2 separate regions of the Homo sapiens genome follow, and region 2 is linked to region 1. Evidence: read pairs that join two places in POLR2A ChIA-PET (ENCODE). Cell type or tissue: Panc1. All regions are shown on one strand. Each heading gives the region's core, and the rest is flanking DNA. Links, peaks and the distances in the headings are about the cores only.

Region 1 (4,394 bases), core at 330-4,329:
AGGGCCTGATGGACAACCTGGGACTATTCAACCAAAACTTCTGTACCTATAAATTTATGGGGAAGATATTTATTACAACAATGCGGAGCACAAGTTCTAATTCCAGAACAATTATATAGCCCTCAAAGTCAACATATGATGCATGAAATGGGGTATGTCCCTAGTATGGGACTAGGAAAAAATTTACAAGGTTTGAAGGAACCGCTTCAAGCAGAAATACAAGTTTCCGCCAAGGTTTAGGATATTATTTTTGATGGCGGCCATTGTTAAGCCTCCAGAACCTATACCTTTAAAATGGTTAACAGATAAGCCAATTTGGATAGAACAATGGCCGCTAAGTAAAGAGAAACTGAAGGCTTTAGAGGAATTAGTTACTGAATAATTAGAAAACGGACACATAGCTCCAACATTTTCCCCTTGGAATTCTCCAGTTTTCGTAATTAAGAAAAGAATCAGATAAACGGAGAATGTTAACTGACTTAAGAGCCATTAATTCAGTTATACAACCCATGGGTACATTACAGCCAGGATTGCCTTCTCCTGCTATGATTCCAAAAAATTGGCCTTTAATAGTCATAGATTTAAAAGACTGTTTCTTTACTATCCCCTTAGCTGAGCAAGACTGTGAACAGTTTGCATTTACAATTCCTGCAGTAAACAACCTGCAGCCTGCTAAGCGTTTTCACTGGAAAGTATTGCCACAAGGCATGTTAAACAGCCCAACAATTTGCCAGACTTATGTAGGGCAAGCAATTGAACCTACTCGTTAAAAGTTTTCACAGTGTTACATTATTCATTATATGGATGATATACTTTGTGCTGCCCCCACTCGAGAAGTATTACTCCAATGTTATGATCACTTACAAAATTCGATTTCTTGCGCTGGTTTAATTATAGCTCCTGACAAAATTCAGACTACTACTCCTTACTCCTACTTGGGGACCTTAGTAAATGACACTACCATTGTGCCACAGAAAGCAACCATACATAGGAATCAATTGAAAACATTAAAGGACTTTCAAAAATTACTAGGGGACATTAATTGGATACGACCTGCTCTAGGCATTCCTACCTATGCCATGAGTAATCTATTTTCTATCCTTAGAGGAGATCCTGGTCTCACAAGCCCTCGGTAATTAACAAGAGAAGCTGAGGCAGAGCTGCGGCTAATCGAAAAGCAAGTCCATAAAGCTCAAATAAATAGATTAGATCCAGAGAAGACTCTAGATTTGCTAATTTTTCCAACTCAGCATTCACCTACTGGTGTTATTGTTCAAGAGTGAGATCTTGTAGAGTGGCTTTTTCTTCCACATACTAATTCACGGACTCTAACTCCTTATTTGGATCAAATTGCTACTATGATAGGAAATGGGAGAACTCGGATTGTTAAATTACATGGATATGATCCTGGAAAAATTATTATCCCTCTCACAAAGGCACAAATACAGCAAGCTTTTATAAATAGTCTTACTTGGCAAACCAATTAAGCTGACTTTGTGGGTATTCTCGATAACCATTTTCCTAAACAAAACTGTTTTAATTTTTGAAATTAACTAATTGGATTCTCCCTAAAATAACTAAATTTAAACCAATTGAAGGTGCTGAAAATGTTTTTACAGATGGGTCTAGTAATGGTAAAGCTTCTTATTCTGGCTCAAAAAGTAAAGTTTTTCAGATGCCCTATACTTCAGCTCAAAAAGTGGAGCCTGTAGCTGTAATTGAGGTAGTGACTGCTTTTCATATGCCTATTAATGTGATTTCTGACTCTTCATACGTGATTCATTCCACACAATTAACTGAAAATGCTCAGTTACAATTTCCTGCAGATGAACAACTGATGATTTTATTTACCCAACTGCAAACAGCAGTTAGGAGTAGAATGCACCCTTTTTACATCACTCACATTAGGGCTCATACACCTCTTCCAGGCGTCACCTTTTGCAGTGTTTTGCAGTGATGGGCATTCCAGCTTCTATTAAAACAGATAAAGCCCCAGGCTACACTAGCCGAGCTCTAGCTACATTTTTCTCTATACGGAATATTAAACACATTACTGGTATCCCATATAATTCTCAAGGACAAGCCATAGTGGAAAGAATGAATCTCTCCCTGAAACAGCAGTTGCAAAAGCAAAAAAAAGGGGGGAAAACAAGGACTACGGGACACCCCATATGCAACTGAATCTAGCATTGTTAACTTTAAATTTTTTGAGCCTGCCTAAAGGCCAGATCCTATCAGTAGCTGAACAGCATCTACAGAAACCAGCTGCAAAGACAGAAGCAGAACAACTAGTTTGGTGGAGAGATCCAATAACAAAAAGTTAGGAAATAGGTAAAATAATAACTTGGGGTAGAGGTTATGCTTGTGTTTCTCCAGGACTGACTCAACAGCCGATTTGGATACCATCAAGACACCTGAAACCTTATCATGAGCCAGATGCTGAGGAAGAGATTCCGGGAGGAAACTGAGGACCCCCCCCACCCCCGGTTGCAGCCATGTCGAGACTGACGCTGAGGAAGACCCCAACTGTCACGAGCAACACCTGTCAAACACAGCCACCCACCTGGAGACAGATCAAGAAGCTGTCACAGATGGTGGAAGAAAACCTGAGGAAAGTGGGACAACCAGTCGCAATGAGTAATTTAATGGTAGCTATGATAGCGATGATCACCACTGCCATGAGTATTCCTTCAATAAGGGCTGACACAGAGGACAATTATACTTATTGGGCATATTTATCAATCTTGGCTGGCAATAATGCCTGGATGTAATCACTCTATGACACAGTTATACAAGCTTTCTGATCTCATAATAAATCTGCTCCTATAATTGAGGCATACTGCCCTCAAAAACATATTTGTAAACAGGATTGGACCCAGTTAGCAAAAATGAACGTACTTGTTTAGGAAGATTGCTTTGCAGAACAGGCAGAGGTGCTGCACAACAATTCCTATGGAATCATTATTAATTGGTCACCTATGGGGATGTTTAGCTTGAACTGCACCTCTCAGTCTGCATGCCATGGCCACACTGTGATCAGCTCATCTGAACAAAATGGTCAGATGATAGAAATGGTAAGAAATACAGCAAGAGTTCCTATTATCTGGAACCATGGCAGTATAGTGGCACCTCAGCCTCAAATGATATGGCCTGCTCTAGGAGCTAAACATAAGCATTTGTGGAAACTGTTAATAGCTCTTAATAAAATCAAAATTTGGGAAAGAATAAAAAAGCATCTAGAAGGCCACTCTACAAACTTGTATTTGGATATTGCAAAATTGAAAGAACAAATATTTAAAGTATCCCAGGCACACGTGAACTTAATGCCAGGAACTGGAGTGCTTGAAGGAGCTGCAGACAGATTAGCAGCTAGTAACCCATTCAAATGGATAAAAACACTTGGAGGCTCTGTGATTTCAATGATGATTGTGCTTTTACTCTGTGTTGTTTGTCTTTGTATAGTGTGCAGATGCGGATCCTGACTCCTGTGAGAAGTAGCTCACCGTGACAAAGCTGCCTTTGCTTTTATCACTTTGCAAAACAAAAAAGGGGACATGTTGGGAACAGGCCCCTGAATCTGGCCATAAACTGGCCCCAAAACTGGCCATAAACAAAATCTCTGCAGCACTGTGACATGTTCATGATGGCCATGACCCCCACCCTGAAGGTCGTGGGTTTACTGGAATGAGGGCAAGGAACACCTGGCTCACCCAGGATGGAAAACGGCTTAAAGGGGTTCCTGTACCACAAACAATAGCATGAGCGATCTGTGCCTTAAGGACATGTTCCTGCTGCAGATAACTAGCCAGAGCCCATCCGTTTATTTTGGCACATCCCTTTATTTCCCATAAGAAATGCTTTTAGTTAATCTATAATCTATAGAAATAATGCTTATCACTGGCTTGCTGTCAATAAATATGTGTGTAAATCTCTGTTCGAGGCTCTCAGCTCTGAAGGCTGTGAGACCCCTGATTTCCCACTCCACACCCTGTATTTCTGGGTGTGTGTCTTTAATTCCTCTAGCGCCACTGGGTTAGGGTCTCCACGACCCAGCTGGTCTCGGCACTCTGGGATCCTGCCACGGGGCTGTGTAACCAGCCATCTCTGTGCAACATGCCCAGCACTGCCTGTCAGCATCTCCTGTTCAGGTCAGGCTAGCACCTCTCTCATCAGAATTCCAGAATTCCATCAGAGGCCAAGTCCCCCACCCCCACCTCCTGCCCTTGCTTTGGGGGCAACTTCCTGCAAGGTAACACTTCCTTTTCTCCACACTCCTGTATACAGACTCCTGGAGCAGAGTGTGCCATGAGGAAAAGCTCTCCCATCCCCCCATCTCCCTCCACTTCTCTATTTCTCAGCTAGGCATGGCCAACAAACTAGCTCAATAAAACTGG
Region 2 (4,394 bases), core at 170-4,169, 150 kb before region 1:
AAACAGTCCTGAGATTTAAAGTGTATGGAAATTGCTGCTACATGCCAAGCTCCGTTCTATCCCCCTCCCCCCCCCCTTTTTTTTTTTTGAGACAGGGCCTCATTCTGTCAGCCAGGTTGGAGTGTAATGGCATGATCTTGGCTCATTGCAACCTTTGCCTCCTGGGCTCAAGCGATCCTCTTGCCTCAGCTCCCCAAGCAGCTGAGACCAGGCGTGAGCCACCATGCCCAGCTAATTTTTTAATTTTTTTGTAGAGACCGGGTTTCACCCATGTTACCCAGGCTGGTCTTGAACCCCTGAGGTCAAGTGATCCACCCACCTCAGTGTCCCAAATTGCTGAGATTACAGGCATGCACCACTGTGCCTGGCCTCCTCCACATTTTTTTTTTTAAAGACAGGGTCTCTCTCTGTTGCCCAGGCTGGAGTGTAGTGGCCAATCATGGCTCACTGCAGCCTTGAACTCCTGGGCTCAAGCGATCCTCCCACCTCAGTCTCCCAAGTAGCTGGGACTATAGGTGCATGCCACCACACCTGTCTAAGATTTTTTCTTTTTCCCTAAGAGGCAGAGGTCTCACTATGTTTCCTAGGCTGGTCCCAAACTCATGAGCTCAAGTGATCCTTCCGCCTCAGCCTCCCAAACTGCTAAGACTACAGGTGTGAGCCCCCACACTCAGCCTCAGTTCTGCCCCTTTACAGGTAGCAACTCATTTACACCTCACCATGAGGTTGTACTAATATTACCCCATTATCCAGATGAGGAGACTGAGGACAGAGAGGTTAAGCCACTTGCCCAAGATTAGGCAGCAGGTACATAGCAAAGCTGGGATTCTAACCCACGTGGTCTGGGTGCCAATGGTCCAGAGTCCAAGCTCTTACTCCCACAGTGGAAGGATCCTAATCAAAGATCGGGAGGCAGTCAGCCTCGTGGGGAAGAGGAGAAGAGGGATGGAGAAGGGGCTGGGTAACCCAGCTCTGTTATCATTCATCCACTGGTTCCTTCCACAACTGGCTCTGAGGCCTACCGTGCATGAACGAACAAACGTGCCAGGTCCCGGAAACACAACAGAGATGCAATGAACAAGGACAGCAGCGGTCCCCTTTTGAGAGCAGGGGAGCACTCTCTGTGGGCTGAGCACCATGATCATTCCCCACACTTCCAGGTGTTCCACAGCCTGTACTTCCTATTCCACAGAGGTGGATGATGGAGGCTCAGGAGGAATGAGCCACCCGCCTAGGGGCTCACAGTGTGGGATTCCTGAGCCCTCAAACAACGAAGCACCGCTGGGCCTCTCTGGTAGAGGCATAGAAATGAGTCAGGGACACTTACCTGGGTAAGACAGATGGACTTGCTCTGGGGCAGCGCTGGGAGCCCCCAGGGACCCCTGGACTCCCAAGGAGAATAGCAGGAGTAGACAGTAACAGGACCAGTAGCCAGGAAGGGGGTGCATGGTGGTGGGGTGGTGATGGCAGACCGGGGAAAAGCAGGGGGACTGAGGAGATCAGCTCCCCACAGGTACAGCAGGAAGGGCTGGGAGGATGGGGAACAGAGGATGATCAGGCAGTGCTCTGGGGGACAACAGAGGCAGGGCAGGGAGGTCTCCTTCAAGATGGGTGGTTATCCAGGTGCTGGAGAGAGAAACCAAAAATAAGAATCGCTAAGGAACAGCAGCAGAGCTCTCTGAGCCTCACTCACAGTGTGCCAACCGCTTGACATAGATTAATTCACGGAAGCCTCACGACATTGCTATGAAGTGGTGGCTGTGAGCATTGTCATCCCCATATCACAGATGAGGAAACCGAGCAGCTGAGTGATTCAGCTGCACAGCTAGGATGGGATGGAGCCAGGATTTGAACCCAGGAGGGCCTGATTCCAGAGCCTTGCTCCTAACCAGAGCTCACTCTCAGTGCTGGGGGTCTGGGAGCGGGGTGGAGGCTGTGTAGGAGGTTGCATTCCGCAGCCCCATCCCCAGCTTTCCATCCTGCTGTTAGAAACCCCAGTTCTCCTACCTACTCCCGAGATTCCAAGCATTCCCGCCTGCCCCCGGGACCTCGCCTCCCTACTCCATCCTTAGCCTTCTATTTTGCTCCTAGTGACCCCAATCCTCCCACACCACCCCCAGATCCTTTAGAGCCCATCATGGCCAGAGCGGCCGCATCCTCTCTCCCCATCCCCAGCGTCCCTGCCCTTCCCCCATCTGTACCCACCCCCCTTCTCTCCAGCGCTTTCCCGCCTGCTCCAGCTCCGTCTCCAGCTGCCAGGATGGAGCCGGGTCGGGACCATCCGGGAAAGGGGACGCCCTCCCGGACCCCGGCTCACCCTCGGGGGCGCCGGCTGCCCGCACGCGCCTCTCCCGCCACCAGCGCCGCCCCGGTATTTATGAGTTCGCGGGTGCCGAGGCCTCTTGCCGCCTACAGCCGTCCCAGCCCCGGAAGAGCCGGTCGCCTCGGGGTGACAGCCTCCCTAGACAGCCAGGGCCCCGGGTCCCACAGGTCCGGCCGGTCCTGCCTGGGCGCCCCACACCCACCCGCCCACCCCACCAGGGCGTGGCGCGGGAAGGGGGACCCAGGAAGGTTATGATACGTCTCCGGCGCGCCACCTCTGAGCCGGCCACCAGGTGAGAGCCCAGGCAGGTAACCCTGCGCTCGTCCCTCAGGCGCCCACTCATCAGCTGGGGAGCCCCAGGGCACGGACACCGGCCCCTATCCTGGCCCTGCCCGATCCCCAGGTACCCAGGTGTGCAGGACCGGGGGATCCCCAACCTTTCCAGCCTCGCTGCATCTTCCTCCAGCCTTCCGGCTTCCTTCCTTTCCATGCTGAGCCCACTGACCCCTCCTCAGAAGCCCGGGGCAACCTCAAAACAAAACCAGAATCCCGGAATTGCAGTGGGCTTTCTGAGCTGTGCGACCTAGGTGAGTTATTCAACCTCGCTGGACCTTGGGTTTTTTCACCTGTAAAAAGGAGGTGATGCTCGTATATACCCCGTGGGCTGTTGTGAGGAGTAAACGAGTTGCTGCATGAAATTTCATGCCGATAACAGGGCCCGGCCCAGAGTAAGGGCTGGATAAGAATCAGCTGTTCTTTTTAATCGTATTAATGCAGGAACTCCAGAAACTGACGTCTAGGGAACAAGTTAGGGTTCTCCCCTGTAAACCTTTGCAATCTGTTTGAACGTGAGGAGCGGCTGCCACAAAAAGAGAAGCAGGGAAGAACTGGGGGGGCCCGGATTTCCAGTCGTTTCCCCTTCCTGACTGCAGATACAATGACCCGCCACCACTTGGCTTTGTAAATTCAGAGCACATAGGCTTCTACTGATTGTGGACACCAATTTCAGAAATTGGCACTAGGAGTGTGGGAAAATCAAAACGAGCCCTTTGCACTGTTTGAGTTTTTTTTTTTTTCTTCCCACTTCCAGAGTCTCCATTACAGCCTAAAATATAATGAAAGTAGCTCTCATAACCAAACTTGAGTACCTGCCACTCCTGTGGCCCCCAATTATAACCTCCCCGTATTCTTAGTTCGTCCAGAATGGGAGGTTCCTAAGCTTTTTTGTGCTAAAGATGCCTATGGCAAGCTGGTCAAGCCCTTCTCAGGATCATGTCGTTACATGCATAATATAAATACACAGAAATACAAAGGAAACCAGTGCTATTGTGATACAAGGTGTTGGGGGGTTTTTTTGTTGTTGTTGTTTTGTTTTTGTGTTTGTTTTTTGGTTTTGTGTGTGTGTGTGTTTTGTTTTTGTTTTGAGACAGAGTTTCACTCTGTTGCCCAGGCTGGAGCACAGTAACACGATCTTGGCTCATTACAACCTCTGCCTCCTGGGTTCATGCGATTTTCGAGCCTCAGCCTCCCGAGTAGCTGGGACTACAGGCATGAACCTGGCTGAAAACGAGAAGTTTTAAAAACACACGAATATACATGCATATATTTCTATTAGCCATCAGAGTGATGACATTATCACAGGTCAGGTAGTCTCTGGAGAATGAAAAGGACAAACGTCTTAATATCATTATGAAAATACTTTTGACCTCACTAGCCCCTGAGAAAGGTCTTGCGGACCCACAGGTGCCCCCAGACCACATTTTGAGAACTGCTAGATTAAAGTGTAGTAAAAGGAGAGGTAAAAAAAGTTTCCCCTATCCAAGTTCACGTAGCTCCTGAATTCCCAACCACCAGCCCAGGTGAAAAGAGCCCACTGGAGTTGCCTCTGGTTGGACCCTGACTGGCGGATGAGGGCTTATAGCTCAGGTATAAGCTTGCGGTGGGGAATGGAGCATCGACTCTGGGGCTAGATGGCCTGGTTATAAATCTATCTTCAGCACTGACTAACTTAGACAAGTGATTTAACCGCACGGTGCCTCGGTTTCCCCATCTGTGAAATGGGAACAATAGT

What was found. Peaks named below come from ENCODE experiments on the same cell type or tissue, not always from the same donor. Only the 100,000 strongest peaks of a DNase experiment are listed, where the experiment ranks them.
Region 2: POLR2A ChIA-PET joins it to region 1 with 5 read pairs; 6 of 35 experiments call an interaction of 5 or more read pairs at or near these places.

Annotation. Positions count from the first base shown.
Region 1 is chr19:38,934,835-38,939,228 of GRCh38, reverse strand. LOC124904713 (a long non-coding RNA gene) reads left to right here. Exons shown (of 2, transcript XR_007067253.1): 2 at 2,377-4,394. Among named protein-coding and RNA genes, the nearest start is that of MRPS12, 6.1 kb to the right of the region's middle. In Panc1, for the core only: no CTCF peak of the experiment used is centred there; no DNase peak of the experiment used is centred there.
Region 2 is chr19:39,082,324-39,086,717 of GRCh38, reverse strand. ACP7 (acid phosphatase 7, tartrate resistant (putative)) reads right to left here and starts at 2,350. Exons shown (of 13, transcript NM_001004318.3): 1 at 2,318-2,350; 2 at 1,328-1,626. The coding sequence starts at 1,448. RefSeq lists an enhancer at 1,997-2,497. In Panc1, for the core only: no CTCF peak of the experiment used is centred there; DNase peaks (open chromatin) are centred at 1,927, 3,092 and 3,647; H3K4me3 peaks cover 2,861 bases; H3K27ac peaks cover 3,109 bases.